3 separate regions of the Mus musculus genome follow, and regions 2 and 3 are each linked to region 1. Evidence: chromatin loops called from intact Hi-C (ENCODE). Cell type or tissue: left cerebral cortex. All regions are shown on one strand.

Region 1 (8,000 bases):
ACAGGGCTTTTGTTTTTTGTTTTTTTTTTCTTTGTGTGGCTAGCTTTATGTCAAATTGACACAAGATAGAGTCATCTGAGAGTAGGGGGAAATGCCACCATAAAATCCAGCTGTGGGGTATTTATTTAATTAGTGATTGACAGGGGTGGGCCCAGCCCATTGTGGGTGGTGCTATTCCTGATCCAGGGTTCTATAAGAAAGCAGGCTGAGCAAGCCAGTAAGCAGCATCCCTTCATGGCCTCTGCATCAGCTCCTGCCTCCAGGTTCCTGTTGTTTTGAGTCCCTGCCCTCACTTTCTTCTCCCTTCGATAGTGGACTATAACCTGGACGTATAAGCCAGATAAACCCTTTCCTCCCCAAACCACCTTGATTATGGTGTTTTATTACACAGGTAATAATATCACTTCTTGGCCTTTTGGCTAAGATCAAGTGTATTACACAGGTATTAATCCTACCTGAGACACTCTTCCATCTATTTTTCCCCTGTTTGGTCATTGTACTGGCTCGCTTTATGTCAGCCTGACACAAGCTAGAGTCTGTGAGGCAGTAGACCATGCTACTCCACTTGGTAAAGCTGAGTAGGTTCAGAAGCCTTGGCACCTCATACCAGAGGACAGTAGTTGCCTTACCTGCTCCCGCTGAGGCCCCTGTCACATGACCACGGCTTCCCATGGAGAGGAGCATCAGTCACATAGGGCCGGCAACCCAAGCCCCTCCACATGCAGATGAGTCAGCCCTGACATCTCAGACCAAGCCAATAGAAAGCATCTGCTGTCAGACCCCAACCCATCCCAAAATGTATCTAAGACCCTACCCAGAAGGAAGAAAGACGTGAGAATGACTCCATCTCAGATCATCTGAGAGCTTCTGTCATACAAGAGCTGTAGCACTTCCTGGGGAAGAGAGTTCTCTCCTGCCGGGTGGCTCCTAGCTTCTGTACCTCGCCTGCTCACCATCTTGGCAGTCAGAGCGGTGGTCACCATTCTGCTCCCTGCTCAAGTGCCAGCCAGTCAGCTGCTGTAGCAGTGTCTTGCAGCTCTAGAGTAGCCGCAGAAGATCTGACTCCCCTCTCCCCCTCAAAGACTGTAACTCCTTGAACACTCCAGTAAGGCCAGAGCCCCCAAGATCTCCAGTTACACTGGCAGAGAGGAAGGAGGCTCGATTGAGGCCTCTATAAGATCCACCTGTAAGGCATCTTCTTAATTAGTGGTTAACAAGGAGGCCCAGCCCATTGTATAGCTGAACTGGTGCTCCCAGGTTCTATAAGAAAGCAGGCTGAGCGAGCCATGGGGAGCAAGCCAGTAAGCAGCAGTCTTGCATGGCCTCTGCATCAGCTCCTGCCTCCGGGTTCCTGCTCTGTGTGAGTTCCCGTCCTGATTTCTTTAGTGGTGAACATCAATGTGGAAGTGTAAGCCAAATAAACCCTTTCCTCCTCAACTTGCTTTTTGGTCATGGTGTTTTGTCACAGCAGTAGAAACCATAACTACAACAGTAGTTTTGCTTCACTTGCCTGCCTGCTATAGGAACCCATGCGGCCCAGGCTGGCTTTAAACTCCTCCTACCTCCATCTCCCAAGTTTTTGGATTACAACTGGGCACCACCATGTCCGGCCCTCTGGACTGTTTTTGTTGTTGTTGTTGTTGTTTTGGTTTTGGGTTTTTTTCCTCTGAGGCTACTGGAGAAGCTGTTTCTCAGCACCTAAAGTGGAAAGAGCCTAGGGCCCAGGAACTGTGAGCTCTGTAAGACCTGGTGATGGTGAATTAGAGGCCAGGAAGCTTGGCTCAACACCCTACCTAATAAGTGATGAGAGGCAGGATGGTTTGGTGATGAGATTATTGCTGCCCTGGAAATGAAATTCTGTCCCAGGTACATACCCACTCACCTGCCATGTCTACTTCAGGGAGACGCCCCCACAGGAGCCCCAAACAGACTCCAATTCACAGACTCTTAATTTACAAAGTTCCAATATCACTTGCTGAAAGTGGTGCCTATGAAGTAATAACTTCATTGGCAAGATGTCATTTGTCAAAACTAGTAACACAAATATTGTTCCTCAAAATTGTCCCACAGCGAATGAATGACATTTCTAAAGTAGGTAACTTTACTAAAACTCCTGTATTTCCACTACTCCCAGAATAGGACACACACATATGAACTCACAACACACATGAACTCACAACATACAAATTCACAACACACACACAAATGAACTCACAACACACATATGAATTCACAACACACACACAAATGAACTCACAACACACATATGAGTTCACAACACACAACACAAATTTACAACATACATATACACACAAACTCACAATACCCACATTGTAGGAAGCCAACTCTAAGATGGCGCAGGTTTCTGGTGTGCCGTTGTCATAAACAACATCAGCGCAGGTGTAAACCAGAGATTGGCGCCAACCCCTCCCGAGCAGGTGCATGCTAATTAGGCATCGACAGACTGACCAATCCCAGGAGGACACGAAGCCTTTCCCTGTGCTGGGGTGCATATAAGCAGACCTCCCTGGGTTCCCGGGGTCCCCGTAGCAGCATCAAGGTGTTCCTGCAATAAAGGCTGTTGAGAAGAATCCGACCGTGTTGTGTCTTCCTTGCCGGCCGAGGTGGGCGCGACACCACATGAACTCACAGCACACACAGGAACTCACAACACACACTCACAAATGTATGCATCCGCTGGCTGAGCTCTCTTTCCCACACCACAGGCAGCATCTTTCACGTGAGGACGCCGATTCCCATGCCCCTCATCAGCATCTTTCATGTGAGGATGCCCGCTCCCATGCGGTCCATTAGCATCCACACCGTCCTCACCAGCTTGTCAGTTCTCTCTGGCGCTTGGTGCGGTCCATACCAGAGTCACAGCTTTTCTAAATGTGACAGCACCACGGTGAACTCTGGGTCAAAACTGGAGATGCAATTCCCCAGCGTCATCCAACCTCACCTCATGCGCCCCCTACTCCGTGCCCTTTCACCAAATCATCTTAAAGGATTCCTCTGCACACGCCAGTGGAGCCCACCCCTGACGGGCACCCAGCCCCGTCCTCAGCATCACCATCCTGTTCACTTACTTCACGGATGCAGCTAATTGCTCAATCTCGGGGCATAGGTCTACGTCTCCAATCCTTGGGGCGAGTGTTAGGACTGGAAATAGAGATGAGCAGACGCTACCCTGAGAGTTCCGTCGATGCGTGTGCTGTCAATCACCAGAGACTTGCTCCTCAATACTTATTTTATGTATATGGGTGCTTTGCCTGCAGATCTGTCTGTGCACCGTGTGCATGCTGTGCTTGAAGAACCCAGAATGTACCATCGTCCTCAGAACTGGAGTGACAGTCTATTGCCAACCACCAAGCCGGTGCTGGAAAACGAACCTGGGTCCTCTGGAAGAGCGTTGAGTGCTCCTAAACCCTGAGCCGTCTTCCCAGCACCTACCCTAAAGCTGAACCCTAGACAAGCCCAACTGCGCAGGTATGTGAGCCCAGACAGACGCTTCTTTAGAGTGAGAGGGAAAAAGGGAATTGCAGCCTGGATCCTTCCAAGTTCTAAATACGATGCGGCACTTCGTGGATCCATCACGAGGGGGCACCAGAGAGGCGTCCTCGCGCACAATTTGGAGGGACCTGCCTGAAGCCAACCGGGTTATGTTGGACCAAAGCAAAGGGGCAGGGGTGGGGAGAGGCAGAACACGATCCTCTCACTCCCTCCAAAATCAGGCAAATCCATGGTTCGTCCAGTTATAGCAGCAGCAGCCAACTCGTGAGGATCCCTAAAACTTCCTTACTGCATTAAAGCAAACACCAGTGCCGAGCACTTCGCTGCCAGGGTTTCAGTTAAACGATGGATTTTCGAGGGAAATTGAATCCAACTGGCACATTACAATCAACTGCATGCCTTTAAACACAGCGACGTTCCCATCTTAACCCAAAGCAAGAGGCTCCAGGACCACCTTGGGGGCGGGGGCAGATTCCCGCCAAAGTCTGATGCTTCTTGCTCTGTTGGCTCTCTCAGCACTGGACCCTCGCTGCCTAATTGCTAAGCTAGCTTCAGTTCTTCACCGGCAGAGAAATCTAGGACTATCCTACAGATCTCCACCAGGGGGCAGGCAGGGTTCACGTAGTTGTTTGGGAGAAAGGCTTCCCACGCAGCATGCTGTTATCCATCCTACACGGATAAACCCGTAAAAGAAACACTAACTTAGCCTTCTTAGAGACTAGAAATTCCCTTTGTTGTTTGAAAGAAGCCGGGTTCGCATATAACAGGCAGGTCCTGTTATAGCCAATGGAAGCACGTTCTGGTTTGATATGCGCATTTGCTGAGCGGTATTGTATCTCTGGGTGGTCTTCCTCCATCACTGCCGGCAAAAGCCTCCATTTCTTTGTGTGTGTGTGTTTTGGTTTGGTTTTGGTTTTTCGAAACAGGGTTTCTCTGTATAGCTCTGGCTGGCCTGGAACTCACTTTGTAGACCAGGCTGGCCTCGAACTCAGAAATCCACCTGCCTCTGCTTCCCGAGTGCTGGGATTAAAGGCGTGTGCCACCATGCCCGGCTAAGCTTCCATTTCTTACGAGCCCTTTTTCTCTCCTCTCATTTGAAGATAGGGGTATTGGGCACATGCATCGACTGGATAGTTGAAGAGAGATGAATGAAAGATGAGAACAAGGAGTTTTGAAATGCATGATATGGATGCCAGAGAGAGAGAGGGAGAGAGAGCGAGAGAGAGGAAGAGAGAGAGAGGGAGAGAGAGAGAGAGGGCTCCTTTGCGTTGTCAATATCAAAATGGTCAAATGTATTGGAACCCACTTCTTCAGCAAATGCTTAGGGACTTTATTGTGAAGAACACTCAAGAAAACTATTTATAAACACTAGGAAATATGTCTCAAGGGGATGTTTTATGGCTACAGGGTAATTTGAATCTGCTGAAGAAGGATGCCTTTTTGGGTACATTCTGAAGAATGCTAAAGAATAACTAAGCAGGGTTCCCATTGTTTTAATTATTACCAATTTTTATTTAACACAAGCAAAGAGTTATTAGTTACAAATTTAGGGAGTAAAATCAGAAAACATGGTAGATGTGGTGACTCGAACATACATAATTCTGGAAGTTGAGAAGCTGGGACAGGAGGATTGCCATGAGTTCAAGGTTAACCTGGGCTTCTACGTGAGACCTCATCCTGATAGATAGAGATAGATAGATAGATAGATAGATAGATGATAGATAGATGATAGATAGATAGATAGATAGATAGATAGATAGATAGATAGATACAGAAATACAATGTGGAATTAATCAGGGAAATAACAGAATTTCTGGGAATCTATATCCTTAAAATCCTTATTCCTCCCATCTCTTTTCTAGGCTAGAAAAGGATTTTTTTTTCTTCTAGTCCACTTTAAATTCTATGCCTGGGGCTTTTGATAAATTAAACTAACAAGACAGCTTGACAAGAGTTATATATAGACATGTGTAAGTTTTTCGTGGCAGAGGAGTGTTTGTAAGGAAACAGAGACCTCAAGAAATGGCTCAGCCTGGGTGGAGAATGGAAGCCAAGGGGAAGTGTGATGAGACAGATGGGTACGAGCTAAGGCTAGCCCCCCGAGAGCATCTTGGCGATGCCCATTTCTTCAGATTCCCCTTGGCATCCCTTCCTCTTAGGGGCCTGGCTGCTTGCCTGTCAGGTATGGTGGGCTGTGCCTATAATCACAACACTCCAGAGACTGAGGCAGGGAAAACTACCATGAGTCTGAGGCCAGTCTGGGTTACCAAGGACGAGCTTGTCTCAAAAACAAACAAACACAAACTGTTCCTCTCGCCTCTGCTCTCCATCTTCTTGTGCAGGGAGAGAGCCTTTCCTGTGAGCATCTTCCGACCTGCTTCAAAGGAAAAGGGGGGAAACAAGGAGCTTTTCCTGCACCTGTTTCCAGACCCTTCCGCTTAAGATACTCAGTGTGACAAGGCATCATATTTGGGGGTAGCATGGCCTGAAACCCACTGCCTCCTCAGGAAACACTGAGAGAAGGGGGTAGGACAGTGTGTGTGAGCAGGAGCGCCCTCTGGGGTGGGTACACAAGGGTCGTTTCATGTACTTATTTCTGCCGCCTATAGAAATCTTGACTCAGGAGCTGTGTTTATCCACAGTCACTATCTTGACTCATATTCTATAATAGATACTCAGTAAATGTTGCTAAGGTGCTAGCTTTTAAATTACTGGGGGGGGAAATACATTTCATAACCTTCAGCTCCATTCCACGGTGGGAAAGAATTGGATTTTCCATCGGTCGTTGATAGGGAACTAGTATCCACAGCTCTCCTTCCAGACTGGAATGTCCCGGAAGGTTTTAAGCACGGAGATACTCTGACAAAACATCTATACACCGTGGTTCTCCATTGTGCAGTTACCAGCAGCAGAAATGCTGAGGACATACCCACATGAAGCCGGGTATGGATGCATGCCTACAGTCCCAGCCCTTAGCAATGCAAGGGGGTGGATGCAAGTTCAAGGCCAGTCATGGGTAGAAAGACCTGACCCATCCCAAAATGCACAATGCATAAGCACACAGTCCCGTGCATGTGGTTGAGTTTCTATTAAACAATAAAACAGAATAGAAGATGATGGAATTAAAAATGATACGGTGAGATCTCAATTTTGGACACATCTATATTCTGCTTTGATACCTGCACAGATCTGGCTTGGCCTGACAAATGCCCTGTGCCTGGCACCCATGGAAAGAGCCCTGGTGTACACCTGAAAATTTCAAACTCTTCAGCTACACTAAGGGGACCCCAGATTCTTCTCTACCCCGGTTCCTAACTTTCTATCCTGGCCACAGGCAGGACCATTTCATTGAGCTCTGGAGGAAGCGCTTCCCCATGGTTTTTCTGCTTGGCCCAAGTTCACCTCTTAACCTTGCAGAGTTTCTCTGGCTCCTCTCAGACATTTCTCTGCTGACCTTGCCCAGGCTTCGGTCTCACAAGGTCCTCATTCAGTCACACACAAAGGCAAGCATTCTTAGTCATCAGCTCTGGTTTGGATGCCACCACCCCCCACCCCCACACACACCCAAAATTCATGTTGACACGTCCCCTTGCCCTCATGAATACACTAGTGCTACAAAAGTGGTGGAGGGAACCAGCAGGGGCTTGTGTGCTCTTCCATCCCCCTGCCAAGAGAGGACATGATGTTCACACTGTTGTATGGTTTGAATAAGAAACACCCACAAACACATCTGTGAGACATTTGGTCCTCCAGCTGGTGGTGCTAAGTTTGGAGGCAGTAGAAACTTTAGGAGGCAAGGCCTCCCTGGAGGAAGTAGGTCATAGGTGGATATGACAGTGATGCGCCTTTGTAAGTCATGCCTGGGTCCCATGGCTTCACCTCTTTCTGCTTTCCACCTACCATGAGGTGACAGTGTCTTCTTTCACTGACCATGAAGTTCTGCTCCACCAAGCACTGTGGACAAAAATCTGAGAATGCAGGAAACAAATCAAGTCACTCCTCCTCCTAGGCTGTTTCTATTGGGTATTCTGTTGGAGCAAGAGGAAAGTATCTAATATCCACCTAGTCCACCATGTATGGAGACAGCTGGAAGACCACAGCCCGTGATGGCCAGCATCTTGATCTTGGAGTTCTCCACCTCTAGAACTACGGTAAATTATCTTCTCCAGTACTTTGTTTCAGCAGTGTAAGTGGACTAAGACACCTGTGCAGTTTGGGTGTGAAATGGCTCCTGTGTTCACTGCCCTGATCTGCAGGGTGCGGCTACTGGGAGGTGCTGAGGACGTTTAGAACCTAAGGGTCACTACAAAGTCCTTAGGTCCTTGAGGACATGTCCTCTAAAGGGATTCAGGGACACTATTCATCCTTTCTCTGGCTCCTGCCTCTGAATGTGGAGTGTTTGCTCCTGAAGTGGTTTAATATGCTTGGCCCTTGGGAAGTGGCACTATTAGGAGGTGTGGCCTTGTTAGAATAGGTGTGGCCTTGTT
Region 2 (8,000 bases), 410 kb after region 1:
TCTCTGAATCGAATTGCTAAACAAACCCAGTAACAGAAGCAAGTCTAAGGTCAAGCAAGCCACAGCAATGCTGTAACCATGGGAAGAAATCACAAGAGTTCAATGGCCACTGGATTCACACCAGCAGAGCCAAGAAAGCGTCCTCTGATGGTGATGGTGATGGTGATGGTGATGGTGATGGTGATGGATGGTGATGGATGGTGATGGTGATGGTGATGGTGATGGTGATGGTGATGGTGATGGTGGTGATGGTGATGGTGATGGTGATGGTGATGGTGGTGGTGGTGGTGGTGATGGTGATGGTGATGGTGATGGTGATGGTGATGGTGATGGTGATGGTGGTGGTGGTGGTGGTGGTGGTGATGGTGATGGTGATGGTGATGGTGATGGTGATGGTGATGGTGACAGCTACCCCTGGAAGGTGTCAGCTCTGTATCATGACTGGGCAAGTGTGTTAGCTAAATATGCCAAAGAAAACTCCAGGCGCTGCCCAGTGTTCTTCCTTGGCCGTTAGAGGCTTGAAAGGAAAACAGCGTATTTCTGGAGCGGGACACAGTTGTGGTGCAAGTCAAAACACAGTCCTGACTGAACACAAGGCTTACAAAACCCTCCCGCGAGCCAGGCTCACGAGCATCTCGGTCGTCCCAGTAACCACTGGGTAGGTAGATGCTTTGGTGTTTTCCACTTTGTAGACAGATCAACAGAGGCTCGCAGGGGCAAAGCTGGCGCTCAATTTCATCTGCCCGATAGAGAATAAGATGTTTTATTTTTAATTATTTATTTTATGTATATGAGTAGTAGACTGTAGCTGTCTTCAGACACACCAGAGGAGGGCATTGGATCCCATTACAGATAGTTGTGAGCCACCATGTGGTTGCTGGGACTTGAACTCAGGACCTCTGGAAGAGCAGTCAGTGCTCTTAACCGCTGAGCCATCTCTCCAGCCCGGAATAAGACATTTTAACCACTGGCTTCCCCTGTGGCATGTCTGTCTCCTGTGGTATGCGACAGGTACCAGACACTGCCTTGCTGCAGATGGCACACAGAAAACAAAGCCCATTATCTTACACAGAGCAGTGCTGAGGCTCCATTTCATACAAGGCACTGTCAGCTTCTGCAGAGAATAAGAAATGGTGGAGACACACAACTGTCCTTACCGGAAGGTAAAGAAGGCTATCAGTGGCCGGGAGAGGCTTCAGTGGTTAAAGTACTTGCCATCTGAACGTGAGGACCAGGGTTTGGATCACAGAAACTGACATCTCAGCAGCAACCAGCACTGCAAGACAGAGACAGGGAACCAATCCTTCAGCAAGCACACTGGCATGCTAGCATATGACTGAGACCTTACCTCAGCAAATAAAGTGGAAGGGCCATTGAGGACACTGACATCAACTTCAGACTTGCACATGCTCATGGGTGATCACATACATGAAACAGACATGCACACATGTACACACACATACATGAAGCAGACATGCGCACATGTACACACACACACACACACACACACACACACACACACACTGGAAGAAACAAAAGAAAGGCATATCACTCTTACCTTGTTTTAAATTCCTACAAACAGCCAGGCATGAAGATCAGGTGACAGAGTGCATACATGAATGCTTGCATAAATGAAGTGTGGACTTCAATCCCTGACACCGCATAAACTGGGTTTGGTGTTACACCTATATTCCCAACCCTTAGGAAGATCATAAATTCAAGGTCATCCTTAGCTACACAGGAAGTTCAAGGCCAGCCTGGGTCACTGAGACCCTGTCCAATTTATTTATTTATTTTTCCTTTTTAAAGGCTCCTGTTTTCAATGCTGTGGAAATTCCCCATTCCAATCCACCCAGAACTCTGAATCAGCTCAACCATCTGGAATATTCCTTTACAGCCGGTATCTCATCCTCTCCTTTTGCCCACCCCAGCCATGGAAAGTGGTGCAGGGACCCCATACACCAGGTGTGCTAGTGCGTGCCTATAATCCCAGCACTGGGGTGTGCAGCAGACAGGAAGATCAGAAGGTCAGGGTTGTCCTCCTCATCTACACAGCAAGCTCGAGGGCAACCTGGGGTGCATGAGACTCTGCCTTAAACAAACAAGGAAACAGAGCAGAGAAAACAGCAAAGAATCAGGGAACGACGGCAATTCACAGACCGAGCGAGGAAAGCGGAGGCTTCAGTGCATGCCAACATGGGCAGAAGAGACCAAGGCTGGCCACAGCCCAGCTCCATGCTTCAATTTAAGAAGTACACAACCTCCCTGCAAAGTGCAAAGACATACATAAGAAGGAGAGGGTCAGGCTGGAGAGATGACTCAGCGGTTAAGAGCACTGACTGCTGCTCTTCCAGAGGTCCTGAGTTCAATTCCCAGTAACCACATGGTGGCTCAGAATCATCTGCAAAGAGATCCAATGCCCTCTGACCTCTTCTGGAGTGTCTGAAGACAGTCACTCTGTACTCACATATATAAATAAATAAATCTTGTGGGGGAGAAGGGGGAGGAGGGGGTAGGAGGAGGGGGAGGGTCAGACTTGATTGGAAGAGAAATGTTTTGTCTGACTTGTGGGTATCAGGGTTCCACACTCAGCTTATTTGTGGTCATTTACACAGACTGACATAAACTACTGTTTTATTTTCTCAAAGTAGATTTGATAGGTAATTAAGAAGCTCCAGGTCGGCTAGGCATGGTGGCACACACCTTTAATCCCAGCACGCAGGACAGCCAGAGCTGTTACTCAGAGAACACCCCTGTTTCCCCCACCCCGGCCCCCCACAAAAAGCTCCAGTTCCATAATTGCCACATTTAAGCTTTCAATTTTCCATTTCCCGAAAACATAACCTTTTGACTAAGACACATGAGATCACACGATGGAACATGAAAGATTTAGGAGGTTTGGGCCTAATATCGTCTGGAAGATTTTACAGCTGTGACCATGAATCCATCTTGTTAGTATCTGAGACGCTGAGAAGGGAAGCCAGGCTCGCAGGTCGGAGTCCGGCAGTTTGTCCCCACTGCACGTACGCACACACATGCACGCACGCACGCACAGACGGTACTTATGTTGAAGGCTTCAGCTGACCATTTGACTCGAGTTTGCATACACAATCATCTCAAATGCGAGGAAAAAAAGGAAGCAAACACCAGTGGTGTGGCCTGGCTCTTAGGTTCTCTAAAGCTCCCGTGGCACTACGGAGAGGTGGTGGGAAGTTTAGGGGTCGGGCTTATTGAGGAAGGTCACTGACAGAGCACATGCCTGTGAAGAAGTTTGCTCACTCACAGTGAAGACACTCAGGGCGGCCAATTTGGAGCATCACTGCAGGGCTGGGCATATAGGTCAGTTGGCGTGCTTGCGAGCATGAAGCCTTGAGCTGCATCCCTGGGAACGTTCTTACCACACAGCGAGGTGGGAGTAAAGCACTCCCTTCTTAAAGCATGGAGGCTGTATAGGAGCGGGCAAATGGGTTAAGAGTGGTGCCTACGGCCTTGCCAGATCTCACCACACACACACACACACACACACACACACACACACACACACACACACATCTAACAATCACAAAAATAATGCACGCATATAATAGGCATATATTAAATGTCAAGTGTGTGTCATTTTACACTTCAAAATGACTCAGTTGCATTTTGTCACATTTTATTACTCATCCAGGATAGACTACATTTCCTGTGAAAATTTTGTCACCAATAAGCTCCTGGTGAGAAAAGTTGACCGTTCCAGAAATCTGGTCGATGACTGAATAAACAGTTCAAGAAAATCCAGAGGCTCACAGCCTCACTGTTAGCAAGAAGATCTACCTGTTGGGTTGTTGTTGTTCTTGATGTTTTGTTTTGTTTACCAGGGTCTCACTATGTAGCTCTGGCTGGTCTGGAACTTGCTATATAAATCTGGCTCGCCTCTGTCACAGACAGGCCCTGCCTTTGCCTCTGTTTTTTTCCTATTGTAATGTAAAGACGGCAATCTCAGCAAGTGCTCCCTCTCTAAAGGAGCCCTCACAGCAATATACATTATACAGAGTCTTTATACAGAGTCTGGCTGTCCTGAAATGAAACTATGTAGACCAGGCTGGCCTTGAACTCAGAGATAGACCTGCCTCTGCCTCCTTGAGTCCTGGGATCAAAGGTGTGCGCCATCACACCCAGCAATGTTTTGTTGTTAGAGATTCAAGGTTCGCGGAAAGCACACATTTAGAGGCAGAGATCCAGGCTACTCATCTTTAAGATCCAACCCTAGGAAGGCTGGAGTGGAGGGGAGGAGTGACTGTCTCCATTGTGTCTTAGTGGATTCTGAAGGACCGATCAGCGAGTCTGGGCTCAAGACAACAGTGAAACCTTGCTGCCACCTGCTGGCCACTTAAGCCATCGTTCTGGGACCTTTGATGATCAGGAGCTAGCTTTTCTGGTATTTTGGATAGCTCATCTTTTCTCAGCACTTTTATGCTTGGCAGTTTATCTGAGCATTCTGGGTACCTGTCAATAAGAAGATGTGATTTCTTATGTCAAATCTGTATTATCATATTTGGTCTATAATCCTGGGAAAACCCAATAAAACCTGCTTTCATAAGGCAGTGGTTGAAGAAGGTGAGTATATACAAGTGTATTCCTGAAGTTCTAATGCCAGTGCATTCACCAACTGGGTGGCTTTGCCAAATTACTTCACTGTTCATAGCCTCCCTGTTCTCTGATTTAAAACAGAGCTGATCACCAGGTCTGCAGACACCAGGGACAACCTTTCAAACAGAAGGGAGGTGCTTGCTCAGTTGACTCTGTCCCCTGCCCATGAAGCTGTTCTCAGCTCCTGGGGATCCACCATCCATCTGGCAAGGGGGACACTGTGCCCCAAGGTACTCAGAGGCACTCCTGAGGAGCTGCCGGATTCCTGTCATTTCCCACAGTCCTTTGCTGATCCTCATATCCTCTCATCTTGATCACACTCTGAGGATGGGAGTCACCCCTGTTCATTGTATGCATGAATGTCTGTGTGTGTCAGAGAGAGAGAGAGAGAGAGAGAGAGAGAGAGAGAGAGAGAGAGAGAGAGAGATCGTCACTCAGTTTCTCTCTCCTGAACCCACACGTCATCCCTTTAAGGACACTAGTGTGTGAACATTATACTTGCTAAGTATATGACATAAAATCTGAAGGGTCCTTTTCAATGGTGCCTAAATGAACAGAAAGTGTTACCCTCCTAATGTCTGCTAGCTTAGCTTGCCACCCCACACACTTTGCTAAGCTTTGCTCCCAAACTATAGGTTTTGAGAAGAAAATTACTAACAGCCGAGCTTGCCCAGCAAGGCCATGCCTCTAAGCATTAAAATAAAAAGGATGTAAGACATAGAGATGTAATAAGACATTGATTGATTATTACAAATAAGAGAGAGAGAGAAAGGGAAGGAAGACTGGGACTTAGATGGCGTGTAGGCAGGCTGTGTCCTCCTGATTATGGTAAGAGGAAATGGAGGAAGGGTCACGGGGTCAGAGTTCACAGACTGTTCGCTCCACTCAGTCTGTGTCCACCCGCCTCGGGGCCTTGCAGCCTCATAAAACGAGTGGCCTCGCTCCTGCTCTACTGCTCTTATGGATCGTGGTGACATGGGTGGGAATTTCCCAACAGGCTCAGTTGATGGCGCTGTTTGGTAGGTCAAGTGTGGCCTTGCTTAGCCTGGAGAATACACAGACCCACCCACTTCCGATCTGCTCCCTTTAATTCTGTTTGCCACCAGGGATAAGAACTCTGAGCTTCTGCTCGCGCTTCCATGCCTACTATTGGCTGCTGCACCTCGATGCCGTGATGGACTCACACTCACACACACACACCCGAACCACAATCCAAAATAAGCTCCTTCCTCTATAAACTGCTTCTGGTGGGTCATGGTGCTTTATCCTAGCAAGGGAACAGTATCTAATATGTCAGGGTCATTTGCTTCTCACGTGGTTTTTTTTTTTTAAAGATTTATTTATTTATTTATTTTTTTGTCTATTTATTTAATGTATGCGGGTACACTGTCACTGTTTTCAGACACCAGAAGACAGCATCGGATGCCCATTACAGATGGTTGTGAGCCACCTTGCGGTTGCTGGGAATTGAACGCTCCAGCCCCTCTCACACAGTTGTTTCCAGGTTAGCAAACGCGGATGATAACCTACTTGAACTTGTTAGCAAGGCTTCCAAAGACATCTATTCTCAGGAACTTGGTCTTCTGTAAAGCATGTGAAATACAAATCAAAACAGCTAGCTCCTGGCCGGGCAGTGGTGGCGCATGCCTTTAATCCCAGCACTTGGGAAGCAGAGGCAGGTGGATTTCTGAGTTCGAGGCCAGCCTGGTCTACAGAGGGAGTTCCAGGACAGCCAAGGCTATACAGAGAAACCCTGTCTTGAAAACAAAACAAAACAACAACAACAAACTCAGCTAGCTCCCATTAATAAGGTATACATCCTAAGAGACTTTTTTTTCTATATATAAACATACGTGATAGTTTTACATGTAAACTAGGCACAGTAAGAGATTAACAAGATCCAAAAATAAAATAATTGTCACAATACACTGCAACAAAAATTATGTTATAAGAAAAATAAGATATGAGGTTATCTTTTAGGAATTTCCAATTAATATTTTCAAGCTTCAGATGACTGGAGTAATTGAAAACCAGAAAGTTAAAGCTTGGATGTGGAGACGACTACTGTCCATCACTGGGAGGACTACTGTCCATCACTGGGAGGACTACTGTCCATCACTGGGAGGGCCACTATCCATTATTGGGAGGGCCACTGTCCATCACTGAGAGGATCACTGTCCATTACTGGGAGGATCACTGTCCATCACTGGGGGATCACTGCCCATCACTGGGAAGATCACTGTCCATCACTGGGAGGATCACTGTCCATCACTGGGGGATCACTGCCCATCACTGGGAGGACCACTGTCCATCACTGGGAGGATCACTATCCATTACTGGGAGGATCACTGTCCATCACTGGGGGAATCACTGCCCATCACTGGGAGGATCATTGTCCATCACTGGGAGGACCACTGTCCATCACTGGGAGGATCACTATCCATTACTGGGAGGATCACTGTCCATCACTGGGGGATCACTGCCCATCACTGGGAGGATCATTGTCCATCAGTGGGAGGACCACTGTCCATCACTGGGAGGATCACTGTCCATTACTGGGAGGATCACTGTCCATCACTGGGGGATCACTGCCCATCACTGGGAGGATCACTGTCCATCACTGGGAGGACCACTGTCCATCACTGGGAGGATCACTATCCATTACTGGGAGGATCACTGTCCATCACTGGGGGATCACTGCCCATCACTGGGAGGATCATTGTCCATCACTGGGAGGACCACTGTCCATCACTGGGAGGATCACTGTCCATTACTGGGAGGATCACTGTCCATCACTGGGAGGATCACTGTCCATCACTGGGAGGGCTACTGTCCATCACTGGTAGCTTTTCCGCATGCCTCTCCTTACCTTTCTGTCACCGTGCTTTGTTCCATAAGGGCTGACCTCCATGAGTGTTTTCTGAGTCCTTTCCCTTGGGCTTCTCTGGGTTTGCCTAGTGAGAGGCAGTGAGAAGAAACCCGAGGAGGCAGGAGAGAGGTCAGTGTTTCTTTCCAGTGGCAGGGTCTGAGTCTTTCTCCTGGTTCCAGCAGGCAGGTCACACCCCTTCCTCCCCTGGCTGCCATGGTTTCTGGAGGCCTGCATCCATTAGCCTTGACCAGCTTTATGACTTCTTTGCAGAATTCAATCTGATGCCACCTTCACCATCTTGCTTGGACACTTTATCCTGTAGACCAACCAGAATTGTGATCACGCAAGGACAGTTCTGCCCATGGGCAAAGATTAGGAAGGGCCACAGACGTGTGCTCTAATTCCTCTGTCTTTGACTAATTGTTAATATTGCAAGCATGGGCAAATGAAGAAATTTAAGAGTGGGTCTGGAAAGAACCCGAGTTCCTTGCAGGCATTC
Region 3 (8,000 bases), 390 kb after region 1:
CGTGCCCCGCCATCTCCGGACAAGTGTCTCTTTGAGCAGCTCACTCTCAAGTAGGAGGAATCCTCACCTCCAAGGGGCTCCCTCCTCTGCTCTGCACCAAGTGGCCTCAGGACCTCCAGGTGAACTGAAAGCCACTAGGAAGTCAATACCTTTCAAGTGTGTGTCTAACAAACCTAGGCTGGCAAAGTCTGCCGTGAAAGCTGGGCAATCAAAGGCTGGGATAGAGCTGACTCACTTTAGCTCAACCAAAGACCTGCCATTCTCATGAAACCTCCTCAGAGTTCCATCGTTCCCCCGACAATTCCATGGAGTCCCCCTCCCCCAGCAGCCCTGGCTTCCACAAGAGTGGGAGCCGGCCGGTTGAGTGACGTTCTCACCCCTCATCAAAAAAGCTTCTGTTTGCAGGAGATGGAGGCTACTACAGAGACCCAAGCCGGTCAATGATCACAGTATCCATCACCAGCTAACAAACCTCTAACACAGCCTGTTCTGAGACCAGGGGACATCATAGAAGAAGGGTCAGAGAGACTGTAAAGGCCAGAGGACCAGGACATTGGCTGGAGGCTGTCTTCCATGTAGGAACAGAAAGCTCTACCTAAGACATCTCAACAGTATGGTCACCTAAACAAAGCCCTGCATAGTGATCACATAGTTGACAGTCAAGGTGGATGGAGAAAATCTCACATGGCTTTCCCCTGGATGAAGAGCTACAGAGAGCTTAGAAAGGAAAACCAGTCAAGGCCAGGTCCTCGGAGGGGTTGTGTACTCCCAAGAGAGCAGCTGTAACTATTTACCCAGAACAACAACTGAACGGACTCCGGGGTGTGTGTTGGGAGAGAAACAATAATAATTATATAGAAGAATAGGTCATGAGGCCAACAAGGGGAGAAGGAGGGTGGAAATTATGTAAATACAGTACTTGTGGAATTCTGAAAAACAAACTCAGGACTTTGTGAGCATCCATTATAGCTCAGCCTGAGGGGCTGGGTGCACTTTAGGGAAAGAAGGAGGCTAGCGATTGCAGTGCACAGAGGCTAGCCCAACCACGGCACGAGTGTGCAAGGAGGACTGTCGTGGAAGAAGACAAAGGAGGTTCGGTCTGTCGCCAGGACTTGCTTTTTCCCTCTGTAGGACACAGTCTCTCCATTCTGCTAGTGCTAGAAGCCTGTTGTCCACAGACAGCTCCCCTAAGTGGCGTTGCTGGAGTCCTCACCACAGCCATCATCACTGGACCACACAGTCTGGCACATGACCCACTCACTCCAGGGCACTCCAGGGGCAAGTGCATAAACTAGGTCATTCTGAATTTCCCCTCCAGTTTTGCTGTGTAACCCAAGGACTGAAGGACATTCATTCTTGTCTTCAAATGACACCATCTCAGACTTCCCGAGGAAAGATCTGGCCAGATAACAGATCCCACAGCAGTGGGGATCTCAGAGGAAAGGGGCTCGAAGAGAATCACTTGGAATCCTGAATCCAGCTCTACCTGCAGTAGTTTCCACCCATCCATATGCTGCGGTTGCAAAGAGCCAATACATCTTCTTTTATCCCATACAGTGTTTTGAAATGTGTTTCTCTTGGTGCCAACATGAGTATTAACAAAGGCAAGGTGTGGGCTGGAGAGATAGCGTGGGTCGTTAAGAGCACAGACTGCTCTGCTCTTGCACAAGACCCACACTGGGTGGCTCACAATCACCTATAACTGGAGGATCCAACGCCTCTGACCTCTGCTGGCACTACGCATGCACGTGCGTGCACACGTGCGTGCACACACGCACTTAAAAAAAAAAATAAAAATCTTCTACTGGGCACAGTGGCACATGACTTTAATCCCAGCACTCAGGAGGCAGAGGCTTGTGGATCTCCGAGAGTTCAAGGCCAGCCTGGTCTACAATGTAGTTCCAGGACAGCCAATGCTATACAGAGAAACCCTGTCTCAAAAAACAAAACAAAACACCCCCCCCCCCAAAAAAAAACCTTTAGGGATAAAAAAGAAGATGCATTAGAAAATGGAGCAAGGTTAAACAGGAGGGTGGTGGCTGAGGACCCCAAGGTCAGGCTGAATCATCTGCTTCTTAAATCCTTTCTGGGACTGGTTGGCCACAGGTGGAAGACAAAGGAGTAAAGGGGTGGGGGTGGGGGAGACAATGGAGGGCGCAACAAAGAGAAACAATGTAAGAACAGGAGAGAGTAAGCAGGGAGAGAAGACGCTGGAACAAAAGGAGAAACAACCAGGGGCCCTCCCTTCTCTGGGCTCCATCTGTTCTTCCCATACCCCTGAGCAGGGCCAGCTAAACTACACAACCCAGTACAGAATCAAAACGCAAGGTCCCGTGTTCAAACCTCACAGGTTTCAAACAGGATGGCATAGACCTGTGATCCCAGCACGGTACAGATATTTTTTGTTGTTGGTGGTGGTGTTTTTATTTGTTTGTTTGTTTGTTTGTTTGTTTATTATAAGTACACTGTAGCTGTCTTCAGACACACCAGAAGAGGGCATCAGATCCCATTACAGATGGTTGTGAGCCACCATGTGGTTGACTGGGATTTGAACTCAAGACCTCTGAAGAGCAGCCAGCGCTCTTAACCGCTGAGCCACCTCTCCAGCCCATATACAGGTTACTGTAGGAAGATTGTGAGCTTGAGGTCACAGTAGGCTTCATCATGAGACAGTGTCCCAAGAAAACAATACTTATGATAACAAAGAATCCAAGGTGGTGATGGCACCGTATTAAACACAGGTGCCACTGCGGGACCCTGTGCAACTGCTCTGGTCACATGATCATGAAGCCTGCGCAGTCCTCAGAGAAAGATGAACTACTCCGATTTTCCAGGGTTCTGTGTCAGGTGTTCCAAGCACAGACGAACGTTATTCAATCTCACGAAGGGAGGCACAGTTCACTCCCCAGCCCAGCCCAGCAGCTCTGAGAAGCCCTGCTGCAGAAAGAGAATTCATTTCACTTCATTGAAACCAACACTTCTCAGATTTGTTTGACCACAGTAATATCGTTTAATCTAGTTCTCCGTACTGAGGCCCCCACATGAGCACTGTGGAAAACACTCCAGTTGTGAGGTTTCTGGAGCCAGAAGGGGCAGTAGCCATCATTCACAGCTCTCTCTCCCCTGAGGTCTGTCAGCAAATCCACTCTGCTTGGCCTCCACGATGACACTGGCCTCTTTGTGCCCCCTTTGATGGGGGCAGAGGACTGGGAGGGACAGGGGACAACGTGGCTGAGGCTGCACAAACCGAGGAGTTCCAGAAGATGGGACATCAAGTCTCCTGGACACCCCTACACCCAGGCACAGACAAACCTTTGTTTAACCTGATACGCTCCAATTTCTTTCCTCCTCACCAGCTTCTAACAGATCCAGGGAGGGGGCTTTGGTGTCAAGTGCTGGAGAGGGATTCCTTAGTTACCGTGGTGGTAGAACGTGTGACTCTCTTAGATTTTATCTAAGATAGACAATGTATCCCACAGAAGTTCTGTCAGAACCAGGAGTAGCATTTAATCAGAACCAGGGAGTACCCAGAATGCTTATCTAGCTTTTAGTTTTGCTAAGAAGAACAAAGCTTAATGCAAATAAAATAAAATAAAATAAAATAAAATCCTGGAGCAGTGTTTTCCTTTCTTTCCGAACTGGGGCATTTTGCATAAACGCCCAGTGTTGACTCCCTCTCCCTCCTCCAGCTTCAATGTATTAGACAAGTCACTGTATTCTTTCTGTACCTTTACTTTCTCACCTGTAAAATGGGAGAGTTGACAGAAACAAAGACTCCTCTGGAAGTAAGAAAATGCGTAAAGGGCAGGGGAGCTGACTTAGCAGTTGAGTGATTGATTACTCTTCTTGCAGAGGACTCGAGTTTGGTTCCCAGCATCGACCTATGACTTTAGCTCTGGACTCCTCAGGCATCTGGGCTTATGTATGTGTGAGAGGCCGCACTGCGAGCACACACACACACACACACACACACACACTTTAAAATAAAAGTAAATTCTAAAAGAAAGACAAAGAAAATGTGTGAAAACGCCATCTGAAAACTGAGCCCTGACAGTGCTGTAATCCCAGTACTTGAGGCGTGAAAGCAAAAGATTCAGGAGGTGTTAGTCCAGTAGTCCAGCCTGGGCTGCACAAAATCCTGTGTAAAAAGCCAAAGGCCAAACCGAATGAACAATAACAAAACCCCAAGAGCCACATTTCCAGCAAGACGTGAACAAATGCTTTCAAAATCATAAAGAACAAAGACTGTGAAAGTACTGGGCAGGAGTCCACTCCGCTGTCTCCGTTTTGGAAACATATCTAGGGTCCTAAAGGAACAGCGTCTAACGTGCCTCTCAGAGTGCACTGCTGACACCTGCTGGCATATACTGGTATTACAAGGGTGCTAAGCTTGGAAATCCCTTTTTGTGATGAACAGGAGAAAACTGGACCGATTTTCATGCACATTGTGTTCCTCGGGACCAGGAATTTGGACATCACCGGGACCTTGTGGAAATGTACATATAGTCTCTGCGTTCTAATGAGACCTTCCCTGGAGCTCTCAGAGCAGACTCTAGTAATCTGTGACTTTTAAGTTGGGTGGTACAATGGTGAATTCTTATCATGCCAGCACTTGGGAAGCAGAGGTAGGAGGGCCACAAGTTCAAGGCCAGTCAAGGAAACAAATGGATATATGACCTCAAAAATAAACGTTTAAGAAAGAAAGAACAGACAAATCTTCTAGCTGGAAATGGTGGCATAGGAGGATCAGGAATTGGATGTTCAAGGCCAACCTCAGCTACTTAGCAAACCTAAGGCCAGCCTGGACTACATGACAGCTATGTCTCTAAAATAGATGTGTTTGGACTACAGAAAGTGACTAGGTGTGGAAAGAAGAAGGTACATCACAGAAAGGATTTCAAGACCTCTCAAAGGGTTCTACTGTGCCGGCCCAAGCCCTTTGGTACATACTTTCCAGGTACACAGAGTCAGGCTCTCCCTGGCCCAAGCCCTTTGGTACATACTTTCCAGGTACACAGAGTCTAGCTCTCCTCTCCCACATACACTGTTTCTCTTTGTTAAAACCCTATTTCCTACTTACTCTACTGAACACATTTTTCCTCTCACAGGGAAAATGTACAGGTTCACAAGGAAATGATGAGGAAGCAGGCCTCCCCATCACAGAGCATCCGCCTCACCCTCAGGACTTTTCGTTCTGAAGTGGCTCTAAGCAATCCTTTATTCACATAGCAGTGAACTTTGAGTTGTTCAAGCAAAACATTACACAAATGAAGTTTATCAGTTGAATTCAGTGGTACGTTACAGAAGAAAAATATAAGCTGCGCCACAAGTTCTCAAACAGAACAGGAAATCAGGCCATCAGGGAATCCAGGAAGCTGGTGTTTCCAGGACAACACCTTTAGAGCAAAAAAACATTTAGCCTTTCTTGGGTAGCCAATCCAAGCATCTATTTGCCTCAGCTTGAGTAGACTTCAGATCTCAGCTCTTCTCCCTGGAGACTAGTGGATCTCCCGAAGAAAACAGATCTGCTACAACTAAAAATGAAGAAAAGGATGACAGGGCAAGGGTATCAACGACCAAATACTGGCAAGTAATGATGTGAGGGAGGAAGGATTGTACTAGCTCATGGCTCGAGAGTGAGCACCATGGTGGCAGGAAAGCTGCCGCTGTGAGGCCAGGCCCATGGGAGAGGAGTGTGAACCTGCTTCCTCACATGTCAATCATCAGGAGGCACAGAGATAGAGAACCCATAAGCCTTGACCGTATGACCATATGACCCTGTAGCCATATCTCTGCCAACTAAGCCCCATGTCAGAAAGAAAGGAAGAAAGAAAGAAAGAAAGAAAGAAAGAAAGAAAGAAAGAAAGAGAGAAAAAAGAAAGAAAGAAAGAAAGAAAGAAAGAAAGAAAGAAAGAAAGAAAGAAAGAAAGAAAGAAAGAAGAAAGGAAAGGAAAGGAAAGGAAAGGAAAGGAAAGGAAAGGAAAGGAAAGGAAAGGAAAGGAAAGGAAAGGAAAGGAAAGGGAAAAAAGGTTTTACAACTTCCCGGAACAGTATCCCTAGCTGAGGACCAAATGTTGGAGCACAGGAGCCTATAGGAGACTTTTCACATCCAAAACATATGGCAGCAGGCAAAACCAAGAGCTGTGCATCCCTGCACTGCGAGGGGGACGTGCATCATAGTACTGACAGATGACAATGCCAATAACATGGGTACTCTAAAACTATGTTTTTACTGTTCCTAGAGGTAACTGCTTACACAGGGTATCCAATGGGTCACCAGTCAGAGAGACCTTGGCCATCTTTGGTTCTTTATACCATTGCATCAGATTAAAACAGATAATTACATAGTTGAAAGGACCTCTACCCTCCTGAGGGTAGCTCCTCTGACGTCTCCTTCCCCATCTGATACTCTGATGTCTACCGGCCACATCCTACAATTGATGGGGGACTTATGGTTACCTTTCTAAAATAAGAGATAAGAGGAGAGATGGTGCAGCTCTGGGAAGTGCCGTCACCAGAGCTACGTAAGAGTCTTAGGAAAACAAAACGGAGGAATAAATAGCCGCTGTCTCATAGCAACGCTGAGCTGAACAATGCTCAGGGTGTATTTTGGTTAGAAAACCGTGCCTACAAAAAAAAAAAAAAAAAAAAAAAAAAAAGACTGATGAAATTAGCTACTTCCCATTAATTATGGCTGATAGCGTTGGTCCAGAGCTAGGAGAAAGGAGCTTCAACCAGGCAACTTATCTGCTTCCTGGAATTCTGCAAGGACTGGCCGGTGTCCTTGGAAAAGCTAAAGTGAGTGAACCTGGGCTTCAGGGTTCTGTGAGGTTTGGCAGCTGCCTCTCCAGCCTGTTTTCTTATGTTCTGTGTACTGTTCGCAGCTACACTTAACAGCTCATGTTCCTAACAGCACGGAGGAATCTGGGATGGGTCTTCCCAGCCCCACACAGACATGTCAGCACAGAGCTAATGCACTCACCAGACCTGCTGGAAAGCTAAAGTATATCTAAAGTATATCTCTGCCCCAAACTCTTCTACACAATGCAGGCACATCTGCTTCGCTGCTGGGGGAATCAGACACACAAACAGTCCAAGTACCTAGTAGATATTCATGTCTTGGACTCCTGTTTCAGCTCTAAATTCAGAGTGGATTTTGCACTCTAAGCTGTAACTTGTCTTTCTATGCTTTTTATTTGTATTTTCTTTTAAAAAATATGTATCTTTTTATTTTCAGCTGATGGGATTTGGTTCTTGCCTGTCACCAAGTTGTTTCTAGAAGGTCAACCTGAATCATTATCATCCTTGGTCTCAAGGGCCCTCCGGATGCCCCACCCATGTGTATATTGTTAAATAAGAAGCTAACATTTGGGCTGGTGGAGAGATGGCTCAGCAGTTAAGAGCACTGGCTGCTCTTCCAGAGGTCCTGAGTTCAAATCCCAGCAACTACATGGTGCCTCACAACCATCTGTAATAGGATCTGGTGCCCTCTTATGGTGTGTGCCTGAAGACAGCTGCAGTGTACTCATAAAAATATATATTAAAAATTTTTTTAAAAAGGAAGCTAATGTTTTCTCTCAAACTCTGAGGGCCACATTGTCTCTTGGGAAGTGGTAGGTGCGGATGGTACCATCTGGCGAGATCACTCACTGCAAGCCAAAGGAACTGCAGTTCCCCATCTTGGCTCGGACACTCAGTTCAGAAGGCACTAAGCCAGGAAGTAAGCCAGGAAGTAAACCTGGTTAGCTTTGTACTCATTACTTTTCTTATTACTCAAAAAAAAAAAAAAACAACCCACAAACCCCCCAAAAAACAAAACTAAACAAACAAACAAACCAACCCCCGATAAAAGCAGTTTACGTTAAGCATTTACGTCAGTTTGGTTCGGGAAGTCGCAGCACTAGGACCCTGAGACAAGTGGTCACCTTGTCTCCACAGTCGCCAAGCACTGCAGAATGAATGCTGGTGTTCAGCTCGCTGTTTCCTTTATACTGAGTGGG

The links. A loop is a pair of places that touch in the nucleus more often than their neighbours do. Peaks named below come from ENCODE experiments on the same cell type or tissue, not always from the same donor. Only the 100,000 strongest peaks of a DNase experiment are listed, where the experiment ranks them.
Region 2: it touches region 1 in a loop (14-fold over the local background); 28 of 42 quality-filtered maps call a loop at or near these places.
Region 3: a loop joins it to region 1, with 4 times the contacts of the local background. A loop is called at or near these places in 15 of 42 quality-filtered maps.

The regions. Positions count from the first base shown.
Region 1 is chr16:89,770,391-89,778,390 of GRCm38, forward strand. No RefSeq gene overlaps it. Among named protein-coding and RNA genes, the nearest start is that of Gm52239, 20 kb to the right of the region's middle. In left cerebral cortex, CTCF peaks have their summits at 3,577 (motif pointing right) and 4,120 (motif pointing right); DNase peaks (open chromatin) are centred at 3,631, 4,106, 5,546 and 7,255; H3K4me3 peaks cover 724 bases; H3K27ac peaks cover 728 bases.
Region 2 is chr16:90,182,052-90,190,051 of GRCm38, forward strand. No RefSeq gene overlaps it. Among named protein-coding and RNA genes, the nearest start is that of Gm35714, 18 kb to the right of the region's middle. In left cerebral cortex, CTCF peaks have their summits at 4,371 (motif pointing left) and 5,630; DNase peaks (open chromatin) are centred at 3,667, 4,346 and 5,615.
Region 3 is chr16:90,163,522-90,171,521 of GRCm38, forward strand. It overlaps the pseudogene Gm7307. Among named protein-coding and RNA genes, the nearest start is that of Gm10789, 25 kb to the left of the region's middle. In left cerebral cortex, a CTCF peak has its summit at 4,365 (motif pointing left); DNase peaks (open chromatin) are centred at 4,361, 6,535 and 6,844; H3K27ac peaks cover 1,352 bases.